Linked DNA regions of Mus musculus: regions 1, 2 and 3 are each linked to region 4. A link is a loop called in an ENCODE intact Hi-C map of the cell type or tissue named here. Cell type or tissue: left cerebral cortex. All regions are shown on one strand. Region 1 has its middle 15 kb from the start of Gm24259. Region 2 holds the start of Trex1 (three prime repair exonuclease 1). Region 3 holds the start of Pfkfb4 (6-phosphofructo-2-kinase/fructose-2,6-biphosphatase 4). Region 4 holds the start of Uqcrc1 (ubiquinol-cytochrome c reductase core protein 1).

Region 1 (5,000 bases), 180 kb after region 4:
AGAAGGGAAGAGGGGGAAAGGGGGAGGGGGAGTGGGAGTAGGAGAGGGAGGGGGGAGGGGGAGAGAGAGATTGTAGTGCCATGCCTTTAACCTTTAACTCCAGCACTCAGGAGACAGAGGCAGGTGGAGGTGGATCTCTGTGAGTTTGGGGACAGCCAGCCTGGTCTACATAGTGAGTTCCAAACCAGGCAGAGTTGCATAGCCAAGTCTCCATCTCAACAGGAGGCGGTGGGGGGGGGGTGGGAGGAAGAAGAAAAGAAGAGCAGATGGAGGAGGATGAGTTAGAAGGGAGCAGCAGGCTCAGAAGGCCATGGTTGGACAATTGTGATTTCAAGGCCACCCCCAGGGTGACATGGCATCCCATTCAAAAAGATATGTAGATACAAACGATAGTTGTATAGACACTGATAGCCTGCACCACTCACCCTACCCAGTGACCTGAAGAATGACTAAAACTGGGGCTAGGAGCCAGAATGAAGGCCAAGAGTGAGAGAGCAGTGGGGTTAATGGGACCACTGTGGACTGCGGCTGCTGTTGACAGAGAGTAGGGGACAGAACCGAGGAGCACCTATGTCTAAGATGGCCCTGCAGCCTGGTGGCGATAAAACTCCAAGCCATCCCTGTTCTTGGGGAAGGAGAAGGGAGATCCCAGACCCCTGCGGCTTCTGTCTATTGCAGCTGCTCAAGAGGAGAGTGATCGGGATGGGGAAGGAAACCGGAGAGATGCGCATCGCTCAGCTGGCACACACACTGGTTGTCACTAAAAGTCTTTGGGGAGGCATGGATAGGGTGTGGAAAGAGTGAGAGGTGACAGGGGTAATGGCGTGGCACTCACAAGCAAGTCTCCAGGATGGTGTCAAGAAGGAGGCCGAGTCTTGGAGCAGGAGCTATAGGATCGTTAGCAGATACAGAGGATTCTGACACTGGCAGCACATGGCTTGGTTTCTGCCCCTGCAAACATGATAAGGTCATTAGCGGCATCATGGTAGGGGTACAAGATGTTACGCGTGGCCTTCAGGACCCTGGAGAAGGATGGCTAGCAGATACTGAAGGAGATCTTCAGAGTCTGGTGAGATCAAATCTGGTCTCTGGGCTGGTGTGTTAGGCTGCTGCTCTCTGCCCTTTTCTGGCTGTATCTGGGGACTTAAGAAGCACCCCTCTTTGCTAGTATCTGAGCCTGGAAGGAGGTAATATTGACTTGGGACCTGTCATTTATCAGAATCCCCTTCCCTTTATGCTCCTAAATTTGTGCCTTTCCTCCCAGTCCTCATGGTGTAAAGTCTGCCCTGGGTCTCTGGTACCTGGCATCAGACACACAACTCAAGGCTAGAGACACAGTGTCCTCACTGGGGCTGGAAGTGATATTCGTGTCTCCTCTGAGCCCATCCCTCTCCACAGCTACAGATCATGGGTCATTCAGGAAGGGAGCTGGCTGCTGTAAATCATCGCTAGGATATTCTCCCAGAACAAAACAGGAAAATTACCAAGAAAAGTGTTCCACAGGGCCAGGGTGGAGGCGGTTCCCAGCACATCTTAGACATGCACACTGTGTCCCCAATGTCCCCAATGTCCCCAGTGCTTCCAGGCAGCACACAGCCCTGAGGGGCCAGCTGAAAGATTCCCATTGTGCTGGATGGATGCCCAGTCTGTGAGCCCCAATTCCACCCACACTCTCAATGCGCCCCTGCCTTCACACTGTGTGCCAGGCCTTTGCGTTGTTGTTTTTTTAAATACATTTTTAAGGTTTTAAATTTTGTATAGGAATGGATGGGAGAGATATATGAGTTAATGACACACACACACACACACACACACACACACACAGAGGGATGGGGAGTGAAGGTCGGAGGACAATTTGCAGGAATAAATTCTTGCAGAGAACTAAATTCAGCTTGTTAGGTTTGACAACCTTTACCCATTGAGTTCTCTTGCTGACCCTGAGCCTGGCCTTCTATTTAGTAAAACTAGCTTGTTTGGTTAACTATTAGAAGGTCCACTCTGTATCAGGCAGTGGGGGCTGGTTTTGCTATGATCCAGAACATTCCAGTCTTGAGCAGAGCACAAGGAGCAAACAAACCAGCCCCTGGACCCTAACTAACCTTTACTAAAGTCACCAGCTGATAGGGCAAGGGTCTAGGCAAAGCTAGGGCAGGCCGGGTGTGGTGGCACACGCCTTTAATCCCAGCACTTGGGAGGCAGAGGCAGGCGGATTTCTGAGTTCGAGGCCAGCCTGGTCTACAAAGTGAGTTCCAGGACAGCCAGGGCTACAGAGAAACCCTGTCTCGAAAACCAAAACCAAAACCAAACCAAAACAAAACAAAACAAGCTAGGGCAGAACGGATAGCTACCCTCTGGTAAGTATGTGGTTTCCCAGAGGGGCAATCTGAGGCCCAGATCAGAATTCCCTTTTGTCCTTTGGGCAGCGTCCGCCAGGAGCTTGGGATGGTGACCTAAACGCCAAGGTCTGAGGGACACGTTTTCCCACTGTGCTCTGCTCGAGGCTGTGGTTGCCTGGGGAACTGTCTCTCATTTGGGATCTGAGCTGAGATTTGGAGGCTGATGGAGACTTGAGACTTGGATGAGATTGAGTTTCTCACTTGGGATTGGCTGCAGTTCTAGGATAGAAGGCCAAGAGCCCAAAGGGAGTCAGGGATAGCCTGCCCCCTGCTGACCGAAGTGGAAAACTGCAGAGCTGCAGCTCAAGGTCACACAAAATGGACACCCACAAGAAAACTTGATTCTTGGCCACCTGTCTGAACAGAAAGCAACTTCGGCCAAAAGCGCATCTCTGGCCAACCGTTGTCAAGTTTTGAAAGTACAACAACGTAAAAACAGAATTCTAGGCCTTTAGGCCCAGGCTTGGGAATGTGGCCTTTGTAAAGGTATGCTAATCATAAAAGAGATAGCGACCCACCCGCTTCCTGGGTTCAAAGAGTGCTCATTCAAAGAAAGTCACCCAGAACCTGCAATGCAAATGTGCTATTGTTAGGGGCTCTTAGAAGCTGTCTTGAGAGTTAACAATTACCAGGTATTCCTTGTGACTCTTGTAACTTTACACTTCCTTGTGACTCTTAACTGGTATCTTTGGTATCTTCCAACAACGCCCTCCCCACTTCCTTGAGTTTCGGTTTCTTCCTTTAAATACCCCCTTACCCAGCTACTCGGGGCGCCACGGTCCTCTACCCCTGCGTGGTGTATGACCATGGGCCCGAGAGCGCTCTTGAATAAAAATCCTCTTGCAATTTGCAGCAAGACCCGTTTCTTGTGGGTGATTTTGGGGTGTCGCCTCTCCTGAGTCAGAACGTGGGGGAGTCCTCACGTTGTGGGTCTTTCAGTTTCAAGTGATGTGAAACGAGGACGAGAATTCCTGAGGAGTCTGTGTCTCTTACCAATCCAGTCTTCTCTTTTGCTTCTTCTGAGAGGCATCACATGAAAGGAGGGAGAAGGAGGAGGCGCTGTGTGCCTAAGTGTTTAAACCACTTAAGAGGCAAAAGGCCTGCGATAGTGCCATGGCTTTAATCCCAGCACAGAGGCAGGCAGATCTTTGAGTTCAGGGCCAGCCTGCTCTACAGAGTAAGTTTTAGGACAACTAGGGCTACACACACACACACACACACACACACACACACACACACACACACACACAAGACCTTCTCAAAAAAACTCAAAACCTTAAAAAGGGTGGGGGGGGGGAGCTAGCTAGCTTCATAGCCTAAGACAGTAGACACCTTAAAGTGGAAGCCATGGCTGCCGTCCACAGGAGTCCAAAAATACAAGCAATGAACTCCATCAGCAATGGTAAAAGGCTCTAGGACCCCCTGGTGGACCACAGTACTATTACTGTTGAAACCCTTGGCTTAAAGTGTCAAGGACACTCACAATTGGCCATCAGGATCTGTCCAATAAAGCCACGAACAACATCACATCTAACATATGACATTTCAATTCAGAACTTGGCAATTGTCATCCAAATTCAGGATTAGATATCCTTTATGTTCCTAACACTCGGATCCACACTTTCAAAACCAGTAAGGAAGCTGTGTGCCATCTGCCATAATCTGTAACGAGGCAAACCTGTCTTTACAGATAACAGATACAGCAAAACTTTCCATTTACCTCTGGACGCAGGGAGCGAGCAGCTCATGCCTAGATCCCAGGAGGCTGAGGCAGGACTGTTACAAGTTTAGGCCCAGCAGGGGCTACAGCCTAAGGCCCCTTCTCGAAAATCAAGGGAACAAACAACAAAAACCCCACCAACTCCAAAGGACCAAAATTACACTTGTCATGATGCCTTGCGAAATAGCCCCTATTTCCTTCTGTGTTATAACAAGCATCTATCTATCATCTATCTATCTATCTATCTATCTATCTATCTATCTATCTATCTATCTATCTATTTATTTGAGTTTTTCAAGACAGGGTTTCTCTGTGTAGCCCTGGCTGTCCTGGAACAAGTGCTGAGATTAAAGGCACTAATTTTATTGTTATAAGATTTTATTGTCATTAAGATTCCTGAGTAAGTCAAATTTGACAGAATAAATGTTTAGCCTCTTGGTTCATTATACACAAAAAGCAATCTTCATGTAACATGCCCTCTTCAGGACTAAGACCTTGGACATGATACTGAGACACAGACACCACCCCACCCCCAACCACAGAAAAGAAAACATTCAGTTTTTAAAGACTTGAGGCATGGCCAATTTGGCTTTTAGAGGACCAGCTATCAGATTCTTGGGACCTAGGTAGGTAATTCATGTCCCTATCACTTGGCACATTTCTATAGTCAGGCATCTCTATCTAGTGAGGGTACCATCCAGTGAGCTTCCTTTGCTCTCTAGGAAAGACAAAGGACAGTGGGCTACCATGCTTACGTGTTCAGCTATAGTAACACAAAGGAGTGACATCCCGGCAGACAGGAGATGGTTTCTATCACTGGTATCTTTTGGGAAGGGGTACGCTAGGTCCCCTTGATCTTACCTACAGCAATATGCCATGCTGTT
Region 2 (5,000 bases), 120 kb before region 4:
TGTTTTCCAGCAAGTGGAGAAAACCGCTTCCTTTGCCTTGCTCTATGACCTTGTGAGACAGCTGTAGCCATGCACACGCTTGTTTCTGTTAGAGCCCTAGCCAGGGCTCTGCTATTAGTTGAGGAATATTTCTCGTGCTGAAGGTATGCACCAGTGTCACTGTGTGATGGCAGACATAGGAAGGAACCCCATCCAGGGAGTCCCATCCCATTTACTTGATAAAGGTCCACATAAGGGCCTGGGTTTGGGTTTTTTTTTTTTGTTTGTTTTGTTTTGTTTTTTGTTTTTTTTAGGGCAAAAGAGGGGTTTTGATATGGTAGTGCGACTTACTTGGTTGCATATAGGCCGGGTTCATCTCCAGCTCTGTGTGGTAGGTCCTGCCTCTGCTGAGATTATATATATGTACCACAAAACACACACGCCACACCATACTCACCCCGATTAAGGCCTGCCATGTTTAAGTCACAGCATTCTTTTTTTTTTTTTTTTAATTTATTTATTTATTATATGTAAATACACTGTAGCTATCTTCAGACACTCCAGAAGAGGGAGTCAGATCTCATTACAGATGGTTGTGAGCCACCATGTGGTTGCTGGGATTTGAACTCTGGACCTTTGGAAGAGCAGTCGGGTGCTCTTACCCACTGAGCCATCTCTCCAGCCCAAGTCACAGCATTCTTATACTAAAGTTTAGACCTGTTTATTTGTGACAGGCTTGAAGCCAGTAGACTAGAGTCAGGCCAGCAGCTTTGGAAGCCATGGCTCACTACAGTAAGTGTCCTTTTGGAGAGTGTCATAACTGTGCTCATTCTTTAGGTTCTCCTGTGTGTTCCCGGTGTTGCCACAGTGCCTCGGCTCAGCGCTGCCGCTGCCCTGTGTGCTCCTGGCTGTTGAGCTGCTCTCTGTGCTGCTGGACCATGACAGCCTAGCATGGCAGCTATGCTCCCACCCAGGTAAAGCAGGGCAGGACAGTCTCAACTGTCCTATAGTGGGGAGGGAGGGCCTGGGGGCAGTACAGGTTCAGAGCCCCTCAAGGGCTTCTGTACTTGTACCCCAGACTACAATGAAAAGGGGGTCCCATAAGCTGGGCGTGGTGGCGCACTCCTTTAATCCCAGCACTCAGGAGGCAGAGGCAGGTGGATTTCTGAGTTCAAGGCCAGCCTGGTCTACAGAGTGAGTTCCAGGACAGCCAGGGCTATAAAGAGAAACCCTGTCTCGAAAAACCAAAAATTTAAAAAAGAAAAGAAAAGGGGGTCCCTGAGTGAGGCCTGCATCCTTTTCAGAAGGCTGCCTTCTCCTGAGGCTGTACATGTACATCACATCAAGGCCTGACAGAACGGCCTCAGAGACACAGTGGCTTCAGCTGGAACAAGAGGTAAGACTCAGACACTGCTCACCCTTCACTCCCACCCCCCGAGAGCCCAGAGTCTCCTTCCCTTGTGGGAAAGTGGGAGCTACAATTCCTTTTTTGCCAGTTTGTCAAACAGCAACGGGTAAAATGTAGGGGTTCCTCACAGGGATTCAATACAAGCACATCCTGGGTTATAGTGGTGCTCAGCAGAGCTGCCTGGGCTTTGGGGGCCCCGATCCTGGTCCTGGAAGCAGTAAGCTGTTGGTGAGATTCAAGTCTGAAAGCCTGAGACTACCACTACTTGTACCCCACTTGTGCAGGCAAGCAGTTGTAGACGTAGCTAGAGCACCTTAGAAATGCCCGCCAAAGCCCTGTGACAACCGTCTGTTCTACATGGGATGGGTACTATCTCTTCTTGTTCCAGGTAGTATGGCTCTTGGCCAAGCTGAGTGTACAGAGCCCTGCCCCCGCTGGCATTGGTTCTGACTGTCACTGCAATGTAGAGGTGAGTGGCCAGAGACCAGCATCATGGATGCTCAGTTAGTTAAGAGCAATCCTGTTGATCTTGAAGTGGTGAGGTGAGTAAGTCTCTGGACCTCAGGCTGTGCCCTCTCACCCTAGGCAGTCAGAGCGCTCACTGTGATGTTGCACAGGCAATGGCTGACGGTGCGGCGGGCAGGAGGTCCAAGGACCCACCAGCAGAAGCAGACGATACGCTGTCTGCGGGACACTGTGCTGCTGCTGCATAGCCTATCTCAGAAGGACAAGCTCTTCACTGTGCACTGTGTCGAGGTCCTGCATCAGTACGACCAGGTGATGCCAGGGGTCAGCATGCTGATTCGAGCCCTTCCTGATGTGACTGACTGTGAAGGTAAGCTAGCACGACACTGTCCTAGCCTTCGTGTGCCTCTGTCAGACTCCTTTCCATGAGTCTCCCCTTGCCTCCAGAGCCATTCCTGGCACATGGGTATTACCTTCCTGCTCTGGGTCTTTGAGTATGACAGGTTCCCATTTGATGGTGTCTATTGAATTGGCCTCGCTGAGCCATGGTTTTCCACAAAGATCTGTCCGAATTGCCTTTGTGTCACTTTTGCTCACAGTCGCTGAGGGAGCAAAGCCTGTGCATAGAAGGGACTGGTTGGTTCCTGTGACGCTAGGGAGCATGGGGGCCTCCAAGCCCCCACGCTGTCGAGTTAACCTCAGACCCCTCTTCCTTTTGGCTCAGAGGCTGCCCTGGATGACCTCTGTGCTGCGGAGACTGATTTGGAAGACTCTGAGATGGACTGTAACTGAGGGCCTGAGCATCCAGCCACAAGGTGGCGCCAGCTCCCACCGCCGTCTTTGCCATATCCACTGATTAAAACTGCACTTCCTGCTGAGAACACAAGCTTTGTTTCCTGAGTCCGATTTGTGTGGCTGAGAGGGAGGGACAGGGCAGACCAAGAATTGATGAGATGACTCCTGCTGGAGTTGAGATGGCCCCCATGGTAACTGATCTGCCCTGAGGAAAAACCCTGCCCCTCTTCGGGAATTACCCTGAGTCATAGCTTTGGGCGGGGGCCGTGGTGGGGGCAGGGGTACGTTTGTGGCCAAGGAGGCAGCCCTTTTTAGGAAGGCCTGGATCAAGGACTGGGGGAAAGACAAGAAAAGGCAGAGGCTCACGGGCACATTTGAATCCTAGAGACAACCCAGTTTGAGTTGTCAGTGTTGGGGCAGTAGTCCATTTTACCAGCCAGCAGGATCACAGATATGGATCTAGGAAGGCCTTTGGGGTGCTTGGGGAGGGAGGGAGGAGCGTCAGCACGAGGGCCAGGCCTGGCAGGCTAACAGCAGGGCGGGCCCTGTTCAGGAGGCAGGCCTATGGGTGGACCCAGGCAGTTTTACTTCCTCAGCCACACTGCTGCCAGCAGCAGACCCAGCGGAGTGCCTTGCTGCCTGCTTCTCGGTAAGTGTGGAGTAAGGGTATGGGGTAAGGCAGAAGAGAATAGGGTTCCCTCACCCTGAAGGTAGTCAGCACTAGGGGAAGGGCCTCCCTCAAAAGGCAAATAAGTAGTGGATCCATCCCACTAGAACAACCCTGCCCTCCAGCTTCTAGTGGCCCTGGATAGTACCTGCTGAAGGGAAGGGCTGAGCTGCCTTTCTGCACCCCACCTCAGCCCACTTGAGACCTTCCTGCTGCTACTCATTACCCCATCTCCTCCCCAGGTTCAGCATGGGCTCACAGACCCTGCCCCATGGTCACATGCAGACCCTCATCTTCTTAGACCTGGAAGCCACTGGCCTGCCTTCGTCTCGGCCCGAAGTCACAGAGCTGTGCCTGCTGGCTGTCCACAGACGTGCTCTGGAGAACACTTCCATTTCTCAGGGACATCCACCTCCAGTGCCCAGACCGCCCCGTGTGGTGGACAAGCTCTCTCTGTGCATTGCTCCAGGGAAAGCCTGTAGCCCTGGGGCCAGTGAGATCACAGGTCTGAGCAAAGCTGAGCTGGAAGTACAGGGGCGTCAACGCTTCGATGACAACCTGGCCATCCTGCTCCGAGCCTTCCTGCAGCGCCAGCCACAGCCTTGCTGCCTTGTGGCACACAACGGTGACCGCTATGACTTTCCTCTGCTCCAGACAGAGCTTGCTAGGCTGAGCACTCCCAGTCCCCTAGATGGTACCTTCTGTGTGGACAGCATCGCTGCCCTAAAGGCCTTGGAACAAGCTAGCAGCCCCTCAGGGAATGGTTCGAGGAAAAGCTACAGCCTGGGCAGCATCTACACCCGCCTGTACTGGCAAGCACCGACAGACTCACATACTGCTGAAGGTGATGTTCTAACCCTGCTCAGCATCTGTCAGTGGAAGCCACAGGCCCTACTGCAGTGGGTGGACGAACATGCCCGGCCCTTTAGCACCGTCAAGCCCATGTACGGCACTCCGGCTACCACTGGAACAACCAACCTAAGGCCACATGCTGCCACAGCTACTACACCCCTGGCCACAGCCAATGGAAGTCCCAGCAATGGCAGGAGCAGGCGACCTAAGAGTCCTCCTCCAGAGAAGGTCCCAGAAGCCCCATCACAGGAGGGGCTGCTGGCCCCACTGAGCCTGCTGACCCTCCTGACCTTGGCAATAGCCACTCTGTATGGACTCTTCCTGGCCTCACCTGGGCAGTAAGTCAAGAGGGGAAATATGATGAATAAAGACTTCCATAGCACTGACTGCTTGCCGCCTCTGCTTCTCAGCCTGGGCCTCTGGCCATGCTCAGGCCCTAGGGATGAGGTACAGTCCCTCTCTCCTGCTCTCTTAGCAGGACAATCAAACCTGTTAGGCTAATTAACAGAGGGAAGAAACAAGTTCAAGAAGTAGACAGAAATAGTTTTTGGTGTAGAGCCAAGGCCAGCTGCCTAGGCGCTGAAGAAAGGGGAAGCGGGTCCAATGTTGCATTTATTAGAAATGAGGGTGCGGAGTCTGAATGCTCAGAAACACCAATCAACACAAAGCTAAAACAGCCAGTGAAACAGGAACCAACAGGGAATATGGAGGTATTCACATCTGGGCCGGAGATACCACCTAGGCCCTCCACCCCACCTTTGGTCCAGATAACCCATTGGCCTTGGTGTCCCTGCTACTGGGACAAACTGGACTGTGGTACAGGAGTCAGGTATT
Region 3 (5,000 bases), 53 kb before region 4:
CATCAGGGTTCACCTTCTCTCTCTCCTTTAGGACCCCGGTCTTACCACCACGCTGGCTGGCGTGCAGAGCGGGCCTGCCATTGCTGTACGGCATCCAGATCTTCTTCAGGGGATTCTGGGTCAGTTCCCGTGGAGACGCCATCCCTGGGCTGGGATGAATCGGACTGCGCTGCTACTCACCCAGCAACCGGGCCACCTCGGGCCACCCGAGGTCCCGCCCCTCCGGCCCCGCCCACCCTCTAGCGGCTCCAACTCTTGTCAATCTTCTCGCAGGCCCGCCCCAGAACTAATAGGCTCCACCCAAACTAAAGAGGCACTGGCCTACGACTACGCATGCCCAATTTTACTATAGCTTCTTTTGGACTAAGCACGCCCCATCCGTCAAACCAGAGTTGATAACGCGCATGCTCAATACTAGCTACCTTTGACACCCGGATTATGCAGACCCCGCCCCGGATGTGAAGTTTACTGTACTCAACCAGATTGTTCTTATATGCATAGGCCCCACTCATGGTCCCGCCCAGGGTGCTGCAGCCCTGCCCCAAAGCTTGTGTGGCCTCTTACTCCCTTGAGAAATGTGACCTCACAGTCGCCTACTGAGAAGGGTACGGAGAAGCTGAGCAGGCCTGCGTGATCCTCAGAGCCGGATAGTCTGGACCAGCGTGGCACTTGTCCCTGAATGGCTCTAATGACTGACTTGCTGCCCTGGAAGTCAACCACCGCTGCGCCCTCCTGGACCTTCTTCGTTCCTCCTCGGTTGCTTTTAGCCTTGAAACTTCCCGGGTCCACAAGAACAACTTGTTCAACCACACAGAAAAAGTTCCCTTCTCTTAGGGACATAAACACAGAATACATCTCAAAATCGACCATGTTTTGGCCTGGCTGCTGGGGAATTTAGGCTAAATCTCTGAAATATATGAACAAGCTGTTTGGGGTCTCACTAAGCAGTATTCTGATTTTCTTCCCAGGATTTATATTTTACCAATTATAATTTTATTGCTGTTTGGTTTTTCTTTCTTTTGGGGGGGAGAAGAAGGGCTGGTTTCATGTTGCCAGGCTGTCCTGGAACTTAATGTGTAGCTGAGGATAACCTTGAACTTCTGCTCATCTTGCTTTCACCTTCCAAGCTCCAGTGTTTCCACAGAGTTTATGCAGGGAATCGAACCTAGAGAACCTAAGGCTTTGTGTATGCTAAGTAAGCTAACCCCAGCCCCAATTAGTGTTTTAATAATGAATTTTTTTTTTAACGAGCTTCTGTCTCTTCATCAGGAAAATGAGATGCAGACGTCATCAATTTTACAAGACTGTGGTACAGATTAAATGTGTCAGCCTCAGAAATCTGTTTAAAAACATGTGGGCGTTCTCATTCATTATATTACCTCCCTCTCTGCCTTTGAAAATGTACTGGGACAAGGGCCCAGGGCCAGGGCTGGCAGCTCAGGCTTAAGGGCTAAAGTGGTACCATATGAACGAATTCTCCAGCTGGGCGACCCCCAGTGAACATGACCCCTTAGAGGCCAGTGAGGGGTGGTGTTCGGAAGTCACTCTTCTGCGTTTGACCCCCACCAGTCTCCAGAAAGCTCAGGCCTCTTCTTTCTGCTCAGCCCCGCCTCTCCAAACTGTATATTTTCTGTGCAGGCCCCAGCAACAGGGTTTGAATCTCGATCTCACTACCCTCTAGTGATGCCCTCCACCAAACCCCTGGCAGGTTTCCTGCCTCACATATGCCCAGCCAGAAGCTAGGGACATGAAAAACAAGGCTGACCCCGTTCACAATTGGCCCACATCCCTTCCTTTCACGTCTCTGCTTTGGGTCAGTTCATCAAGTCTCAAACCAACTCTCCAGAGTTTGGCATAGACAGAAGGACTGTGACCAAGATATCTTAACCACTGCACCAGGAAATAAAATTCAGAAGCCCATTTGGGGCCTCCCTGGTACCAGCTCTGGCCGGCTATTTTGGGAACTACCCTGCTCTGGGCAGAGATTCATTTCCTCTTACCTCCTTGCCAGTTGCAGAATCCTCCCTCCATTCCCAGAGGGAAATGAGCAGCTTGGAGCACACCCACAGGGTTCCTCTTGTGAACTCCTTTTCTGAAGCTACTCCTTCTGTCCCTGCCTATGTCCTGGCCATGGCCTAGGTCATCTTGGGACCACAGTCAGCCATAGAAACCTCATGGTCAGTCCTCATAAGGCTGCCACCTTAGATACACATGGGTACCCAGCACCCCATCAGTGTCTCATCCTCTTCCCCAGAACTCCCGGCTGTTACTCAAGAGCTGGTAGCCAGGGCAGAGCCATCTCCACACCCAGTCTGAACCTGGTTTCAGGAAATGTAGCTCTCTACCTCCCACTCCTCTGAGCTCACCCCCAGCCGACCCAGACACACCCTCTCAAGTCCATCTATCCACAGACCATAGGTCAACATCAGTTCCGAGGGCCCACTTCCCGGCTCCCTTCCCATGACCTCATTTCTTCTTCGGTAAGGAACAGAGAATGGGACCAGGGAGGAGTCAAGATAACAGAGCCAGCCCACAGGCTCATCTCCCAGCCTTCAGAGCTTCGCCTGCCACATCTCAATTTTCTGTCTCATGTTCAGAGAGCTCATGGCTTCTCCCTCTTGAGAGCATCTCAAAGTGTACCAATTACCCTTGTCCCATGCACAGGCGGTGTTGGGATGCTAGTGTTTACTCAGATATGAACTTGGCTAGCTCAGACCTTCTCTGCCATGAACTGGTCCGGCCCTGACTGGCTCTCTGGGTATGTATTGACCACTGGACCTCTTAGTAGGAGACATATGATCAAAGTCCTCCACCCTCAGTCCTCAAGGGTCAAACCCTTCCCACTCTGTATCTTCTGCCTAGTCCTGACTGTACTACTAAGCCACCATTTACAACACAAAGACCCAGGGGCCTTAGCCCTGCCACACAAATGCTCGTGAACATGCTCACACACAGAAACGCAGATATTGATTAGTCCTGGACCCAGGCATATGCACATGAACACAATGCTGTCCAGGGTCTGCTGGCCTCTCCTTCTCTTCCTCTTCATTCCCTGACCAGACGCTGCTTCGCTGGGTGGAGGCAGTTCCCAGGAAGACCAGCTTCCTGTGGCTATTTCCAAGAGCTGTCCCCAGCACCCTCTGGGCCCAGGGTTCACAGTGAGGGGCTCTGGTTTAGGGGTAGGCAGCTGTGTGAGTGGCAGCCTGGGAACCCTGATCCAGCCTGGCACAGAGCACACAGTAAATGCTCCAAGTGATTCAAAGCTAGCAAAGGTGCATAGAAACAGCTCAGAGAGAGGCTTATGAGAAAGAAAATGGACACAGTAGGTGTGTAAAGAAGCTCAAGACCAGCAGAGAACACACAGTGGGTGCCCTAGAAATATAGGCTTAAAGGCCAAGGCAGATCTATATAAAACAAAAACAAAAGCAAAAAACTTCCCAAACTGGGTGACCATGATGAACAAGACCCCTCAGAGACCAGCAAGGGACATAGTGGGGATTGCCTCAGGCAGCTCCAGCTGGCTGGCTCTCTTCCTTGGCTAAAGGAAGACACTATTTATAGACATCCCACCTTGGTAGGCCCCTATTCCCTACAAGGTCCTAGTTTTCCCTCCCCTTCAGGTCACTGATAGATTGATGCCCTCTCAGAGTATTCTGAGAGACCCCCAACACCCTTATGCTCTGTCCAACACCATCTTTACTACACCCAAGTCAGTCTTTCCCCAATTCCCACCCTCCCCATGCTACCCAATGCCTACCCTGGCCGTGGCTCTCCCGCCAAGGGTCGGTTGGAGAGGTGCCTCCTAATGTCCATCTGTCCATCCTGCAACCGAACTAGCCAGGGCCGCCGCCCCCTCCCTCGGTCCCCGCCCCCCAACGGGGCTGAGGAAGGGTAAGGAAATCCCGCCCCTGCACCCCTCCACCCCACAACGCTGGCTCAGAAAACCGGCCCCGCCCCTGCCTCTCCAACAGTCCTAGACCCGCCCTCCCAGGGCTGCTTTGCTCTGTGAGGTTGCCAGGCCCCCCCATCCAGGCAAGCAGCTGCACTCTGCACTCCCAGGCCATTAGCCCAGTAGTGCTTTTGCCAGTCAGAGCAGCCCATACCTCTCAGGGTCCAGTCCGGTCTTTTCTTCTTCTTCTTGAGTTGTCTACACCACTGGGAGTCCCTGCCTCAACCACAGGCCAATAGGCTCACACTCCCCAGAAAGTGAGTTTCAGCACCAGCCCAACACTGCGATGGAGAAGCCTACTCTTTCCACAGTGAGCAGGTCAGAGGGGAGGGCGGGAAGGTGAGTGGAAGGGCAAGGAAGCCAGGTGTGACTCAGCCCTCATGTGTCACTGCCTGGGTGATTCGGGTGCACCCTACCCTTCAGTCACCTGACATTTATTGAGTACCTCTGCAGCCACAACTTTCATGTACATGGTATCACTCAGTGCTCCAAGATGCTTGGTGGCATCACTCTGCTTAGGACAATTCATCAAGGAAAGCAAAGAGTTGGCTTGGGTTGGGGTCCTCAGGAGTCTCCACTCCCTCCATCCCGAGCCATGGATGCCTGCGCACCTAGCAGGCTGCTGAGGCGTGGCTAGTCAGTGCTTCCCTGTGTGCTATGTGTAGATTTGGGAGTCAAACACCCTCTTCTTCCATCCCCCTCCCCCACAGCTATCAGAGATTTATAGCAGGCAGAGACTCAGCATGCACACACACACACACACACACACACACACACACACACACACACACACTAGCAAAACCACCAGGGTCAGGTTTCCCACATTCTCGTGTAGTCACCTATGCCAGTGCCTGGAGACATTTCTGAGAACCACATCTAAGAAGGATGCTACCTCACAGAGCACAAAACAAGCACGTCATCATATGTGATGACGCATGCTTGTAACACGAACACCCAGGAGTCTGATGCAGAAGGATTGCTATTAGCAAGTTCTAGGACATGCAAGGATCCCATTGTGAGACTCTCTCTCTCTCTCTCTTTTTTAAATTTA
Region 4 (5,000 bases):
CTGGCCAATTTGCAATTTTAAATAAAGTATTTGTGTTTCTGTGTACCAGCGTACACAGGTACCCAGAGAAGCCAGAAGAAAGTGTCAGATCTCCTGGAGCTGGAGTTACAGGTGGTTAGAAGTTGCCCAATAAAGGTGCTGGGAACTGAAATCTGGTCCTGTGCAAGAGCGGCCAGCCCTCCTAACCAAAGAGCATCCAATTCACTGTAATCTTCAAAGGTACTCTTTGTCTTCCTTCAGTGCTATAAAGCTCATGGCTTTCCACTCAGTAGGCAAAGGCTCCACCCAAGTTACATTTCCCAGTCTTTCAGAGGCATTTCTTTCGTGTGTGCAAGTGCCACACATACATGCGTGTGCACACTCCACCACACAAATATCTGCGGAGGGCAGAGGAAACTGGGTGCTTTTTCTGATTACTCTAAATCTTTTGTTTTTTGTTTTAAGAATCCTTACTTCTGAGCTAGGCATTGGAGGCTCATGCCTTTCTTCCCAGCACTTGGGGAGCAGAGGCAGATGGATCTCCGAGTTCGAGGCCTGCCTGCTCTACAGAGTGAGCTCCAGGACAGCCAGGACGACACAGAGAAACCCTATCTTAAAAAAGAAAAAAAAAAAAAAAAAAAAGGAGAAAAAAAATTTTTATTTTTACGTATGTGTACGTGGGATGGTGAGACTGTGTAGGGTTAGGAACCGCTCTTCCACAGGACCCAGGTTCAATTCCCAGCACCCTCACGGTGGCTCACAACCACCTGTAACTCCAGTTCTGTTTTTTTTTTTTTAGATTTGTTTATTTATTTATTTATTTATTATATGTAAGTACACTGTAGCTGTCTTCAGACGCACCAGAAGAGGGCATCAGATCTCATTACGGGTGGTTGTGAGCCACCATGTGGTTGCTGGGATTTGAACTCCGGACCTTCGGAAGAGCAGTCGGGTGCTCTTACCCACTGAGCCATCTCACCAGCCCTCTGGGGGTTCTAATATCCTTTTCCAACCTCCAAGGGCATTATGTACAGACATGGTGCACATACACACATGTAAGCCACTCGTGTAGGTAAAAGTAAGACCGGCTTAGACACACTAGTCTCCACCCCTCAGAGTATTGGTGTTAGACCTAAATCACAACACTGAGGACTCCAAATTCAGATACCCATGTTTGAGTACCAAGCTCTTTACCCACTGGGCCATCTTCCCCGTCCTTCAGAGGCATTTCTTGAAGTGTATTCCTGGCTACGTCTACAAATTACATAGCCTAGGTGGTGAGTCTAACAGACCTGGATGTCTTTCTGTAAATAACCTAAAGTCTGTGAAATCTCATTCTTTTTCGTGGCAAGAGAATAATCTCTTCTCTCGGGGAGGTAGAACGAAAAGCTGGAGGAGAGAATTCGGCCCCGTCTTTGGCAAGCACCATAATGTTGGCTGCCGGGTTAAGGCAGGGTTGAAGTCAGGTACAGGGATAAGCCCCGGCAGTAAGCCAGTCTCCACCCAAAACATGTAAGACTGGAGCCCAAGGTCACATCCCAACCTGGGACAACACGGCGGGCCTCACCTAGAGGACTGGCGCACACTTACCGTGCAGGTAGCATGCGAGGACTGCTCCGAGGCCACACGCAGCCCGTTGTCCAAGATGCTGACCTGGGTCTCCGGCACGCTCTGGAGGGCCTGGGCGAAGGTTGCGGTACCCCGCAAGGCAGGTAACCTCAGCAGGGCCGGCTAAAGGGAGAAGGCGACCATTGCAAGAACTGCTCGCCAAGCCTCTGGGACCTCGGCTCTCAAACCCAAGCCAGAGCAGATAACCATCCCCGCCCTCCGCCATGACCTTCCCACGGCCCTGACCCCCGCGACCTCCCCACTCCGACCCGCCACTGCTGAGACAGCCTGCTCCTCATCTGTGTACGAAAGCCCTGGGCCCTGCAGCCCAACGTCTCACTGCCACCTCACCGAGCGGCGGGTGCGAAGTAGCACTTGCGTCCCGGAGCAGGCCGCTCGGCAGACTGCGGACGCCGCCATCTTCTAACTTCCGTCAGTGTAGAGCCGCGCTGCGCATGCGCAGAGCGGAGTCTGAGGCGCAAGCGCTGTAAGGAAGACTTGGTGCTCAGTCGCCCCCTGTTGGGCAGCAAGTACGTTAGCAAGAATTGATCGCATGTAGTCATTTGGTCCGTGTGCCTCTAGGATCTTCGGGACATTTATCAACCTGCGAGGGAGGGGCCCTTCATCTGGTCCCATCTGAGACAGGTTCTATTCATCACCTTCTTCCACCTGAGGGAGGCGGTATGCAACTGTGGGAGATGCATTGTACGCCAGCAGCAGCTCTGAAACCTGGAGGGCAGTGGCTAGGCACAATTGAGCCCAAGGGCTAAAGCACTTGCCTGTCTGTGCAAGAAGGTGTCCACTAAAGTTAGTTTAAAAGAATAAAATATGCTTAAATGGTTGACTTGAAAGACGTTTAATAATATATTGCCAAATATATAGCACTTGGGAAATGGAGACACAGAAGAATCAGGAGTTCAAGGACATCCTCCTCTCTTGTGTAAGGAGTTCAAAACTACCCTGGGTTGTGTAAGACAGTGTCTCCAAAACGTAAGAAAAAAAACGTGTGTATGAAAAGAGGAACAATGTAGAGGTAATTTGTGGAATAGGGCTCCTTGTTTGGAATAAAATAACTAAGCAAAAAAGTTTTTTCTATTTTGTGATTATTTCAAAACTTTTTGTTTACTTTTTTTCTTAATTTTTTATTATTTAAATGCATTTTATACATCAAACATATTAATAATGTTGAGTACTTTGAGAATCAAATAATCCATAAATTTTTTTCAACTTTTATATTCATATCCTTTCATACCCTAAAATATCATTAATGAATATTTAATACTATCCATAACTGAGGATCCTATATCTAATGTTGAATACTAAATTGTTTCAAAACATGCAAAATATTCTTTGGGAGTTAAGCATAGTAAAAGAGCATAAAATATTAAAAATTAATCATTAAGAAATATATTCATGAGTTCGAGGCCAGCCTGGTCTACAAAGTGAGTTCCAGGACAGCCAGGGCTACACAGAGAAACCCTGTTTCAACAAAACAAAACAATAAAAAATGAGTTACAGGGACAAAGTTTGGAGTAGAGACTAAAGGAATGACCATCCAGAGACTGCCCCACCTGGGGATCCATCCCATAAACAACCACCAAACCCAGACACGATTGCGGATGCCAACAAGAGCTTGCTGGCAGGAGCCTGATAACGCTGTCTCCTGAAAGGCTCTCCCAGTGCTTGACAAATACAGAAGTGGATGCTCACAGCCATCTATTGGATGCGAAGCACAGGGTCCCCAATGAAGGAGCTGGAGAAAGGACCCAAGGAGCTGAAGGGGTTTGCAGCCCCATAGGAGAAACAATTATATGAACTAGCCAGTACTCCCCAGAGCTTCCTGGGACTAAATCACCAATCAAAGAAACCACATGGTGGGACTCATGGCTCTAGCTGCATATATAGCAGAGAATGGCCTAGTCGGACATCAATGGGAGGAGAGGCCCTTGGTCCTGTGACGGTTCTATGCCCCAGTATAGGGGAATGCCAGGGCCAGGAAGCAGGAGTGGGTGGGTTGAGAAGCAGGGGGAGCGGGGAGTGGATAGGGGGTTTTCAGACGGGAAACTAGGAAAGGGTATAATATTTGAAGTGTAAATAAAGAAAATATCTAATAAAAATAAAAACATATATATGTGTGTGTGTGTGTGTATGTGTGTTCAAAAGCCCTTATATGATACCACCTGACATAGTGAGAGAGTATTTAAAATGCATTATATATCTGTGTACATTGTCTAACAACCAGTTTACTTAAAAAAAATTATCAGTGTTTGTAGGAGAGAAATTATTTTACCATTAAGTATATTTTAAAATTTTCAAAATGGCAAAAACTCTTTGAAGTTAAACATTAAGAAAATGCTAATTTCAAGCACAGTGAGAAAAATTATCAATAATAAAAAAAAAACTATCTGAAATCAGATAAAAGATCCTTTGTGTGTATTGATTAACATTTTGTGGACCAAAAGTACGATTTAGAGAGGAAAATAAAGTGAAATAAAATCTTCTTTGCTGCTGGATAAGGTAGTAAGCGCCTTTAATCCCAGTGCTCAGGAGGCAGAGGTAACTAAGCCTTGTGCAGCATTCCAGGCTAGCCTGGTCTGCACAGTGAGCCAGGGATCTATAGTGAAGGCCTGTCGCAGGCACACAAAGGAAAAAACAAAAAACAAACCTAACTTACCTGCTTCCTTTTCTTGGAGAGACTGGGTCATGTGTAGCCCAAGCTGGCCTCAAATTCACTTTGAAGCCTTGGATAACCTGAACTTCTGATCCTTCTACCTCCCCCTCCCAGGTAATAGGATCATAGGTAAGGACCACCAGCTGCTTTCTGTGGTGCTGAGCAGTAAAACCAGGTTCTCACAAACACTAGGCAAATGCTACCAACTTAGTCACACTGTTAGCTCTCTTTCAGCTTTCTGAAAACATGATTTTTAGTTTAAGATTATTTTTATCTATTACTTGTGTGTGCGCACATGATATATGCATGTGTGGGGGATGTCCCCACATGTGTTCAAAGTTCAAAGAACAACACTGGGGTCTCTGTTCTCTCCTTCCACCTTTGCATAGATTCCAGGCGTCAAATTCGGGTCACCTGGTTTGTACAGAAAGCGCCTTTGCTACGGAGCCATTTTTAGAGCAGCTTTATTCTTAAGGAACTGTGAGCAGATGGTATAGACGTTCCTCATGCTCTTCGAGAGCATTAGCAAGCCGCTCCCTTTACCGACATCGTACCTTCGTACAGCTCACCTATTACTATTAGCAGGCCATTATTAGTTAGTTATTAACTAAAGTCCATAGTTTGCACGGATTTCCTTGAGTTGTTGTTGTTGTTGTTGTTTTAACCTAGTGTCCTTTTTCTAACTCAGGACAGTACATTACATTTGCCTGTCTTAGGCTTCACTGGTTTGTAATTCAGTGTG

What was found. Hi-C counts contacts between places; a loop is a spot of excess contacts. Peaks named below come from ENCODE experiments on the same cell type or tissue, not always from the same donor. Only the 100,000 strongest peaks of a DNase experiment are listed, where the experiment ranks them.
Region 1: a loop joins it to region 4, with 3 times the contacts of the local background. A loop is called at or near these places in 7 of 42 quality-filtered maps.
Region 2: it touches region 4 in a loop (4-fold over the local background); 6 of 42 quality-filtered maps call a loop at or near these places.
Region 3: it touches region 4 in a loop (4-fold over the local background); 7 of 42 quality-filtered maps call a loop at or near these places.

The regions. Positions count from the first base shown.
Region 1 is chr9:108,751,152-108,756,151 of GRCm38, reverse strand. No RefSeq gene overlaps it. Among named protein-coding and RNA genes, the nearest start is that of Gm24259, 15 kb to the right of the region's middle. In left cerebral cortex, a CTCF peak has its summit at 2,671 (motif pointing left); DNase peaks (open chromatin) are centred at 1,600, 2,614 and 3,381; H3K27ac peaks cover 281 bases.
Region 2 is chr9:109,057,485-109,062,484 of GRCm38, reverse strand. It overlaps Shisa5 (shisa family member 5), which reads right to left. Exons shown (of 6, transcript NM_025858.3): 6 at 4,693-5,000. Trex1 (three prime repair exonuclease 1) reads left to right here and starts at 3,234. Exons shown (of 2, transcript NM_001012236.1): 1 at 3,234-3,296; 2 at 3,557-4,553. The coding sequence starts at 3,564. The coding sequence ends at 4,508. Atrip (ATR interacting protein) reads left to right here. Exons shown (of 13, transcript NM_172774.3): 9 at 817-953; 10 at 1,284-1,375; 11 at 1,776-1,856; 12 at 1,973-2,222; 13 at 2,577-2,738. The coding sequence ends at 2,644. It overlaps Atrip-trex1 (Atrip-Trex1 readthrough), which reads left to right. Exons shown (of 14, transcript NR_153412.1): 9 at 817-953; 10 at 1,284-1,375; 11 at 1,776-1,856; 12 at 1,973-2,222; 13 at 2,577-3,296; 14 at 3,557-4,552. In left cerebral cortex, CTCF peaks have their summits at 2,456 and 2,658 (motif pointing right); DNase peaks (open chromatin) are centred at 2,693, 3,180, 3,839, 4,759 and 1 more place; H3K4me3 peaks cover 1,041 bases; H3K27ac peaks cover 2,699 bases.
Region 3 is chr9:108,987,158-108,992,157 of GRCm38, reverse strand. It overlaps Ucn2 (urocortin 2), which reads right to left. Exons shown (of 1, transcript NM_145077.1): 1 at 4,994-5,000. Pfkfb4 (6-phosphofructo-2-kinase/fructose-2,6-biphosphatase 4) reads right to left here and starts at 256. Exons shown (of 14, transcript NM_173019.5): 1 at 46-256. The coding sequence starts at 142. In left cerebral cortex, no CTCF peak of the experiment used is centred here; DNase peaks (open chromatin) are centred at 398, 1,422 and 1,973; H3K4me3 peaks cover 907 bases; H3K27ac peaks cover 2,202 bases.
Region 4 is chr9:108,933,726-108,938,725 of GRCm38, reverse strand. Uqcrc1 (ubiquinol-cytochrome c reductase core protein 1) reads right to left here and starts at 2,078. Exons shown (of 13, transcript NM_025407.2): 1 at 1,939-2,078; 2 at 1,570-1,710. The coding sequence starts at 2,007. In left cerebral cortex, a CTCF peak has its summit at 2,110 (motif pointing left); DNase peaks (open chromatin) are centred at 1,569, 2,056 and 4,594; H3K4me3 peaks cover 1,229 bases; H3K27ac peaks cover 835 bases.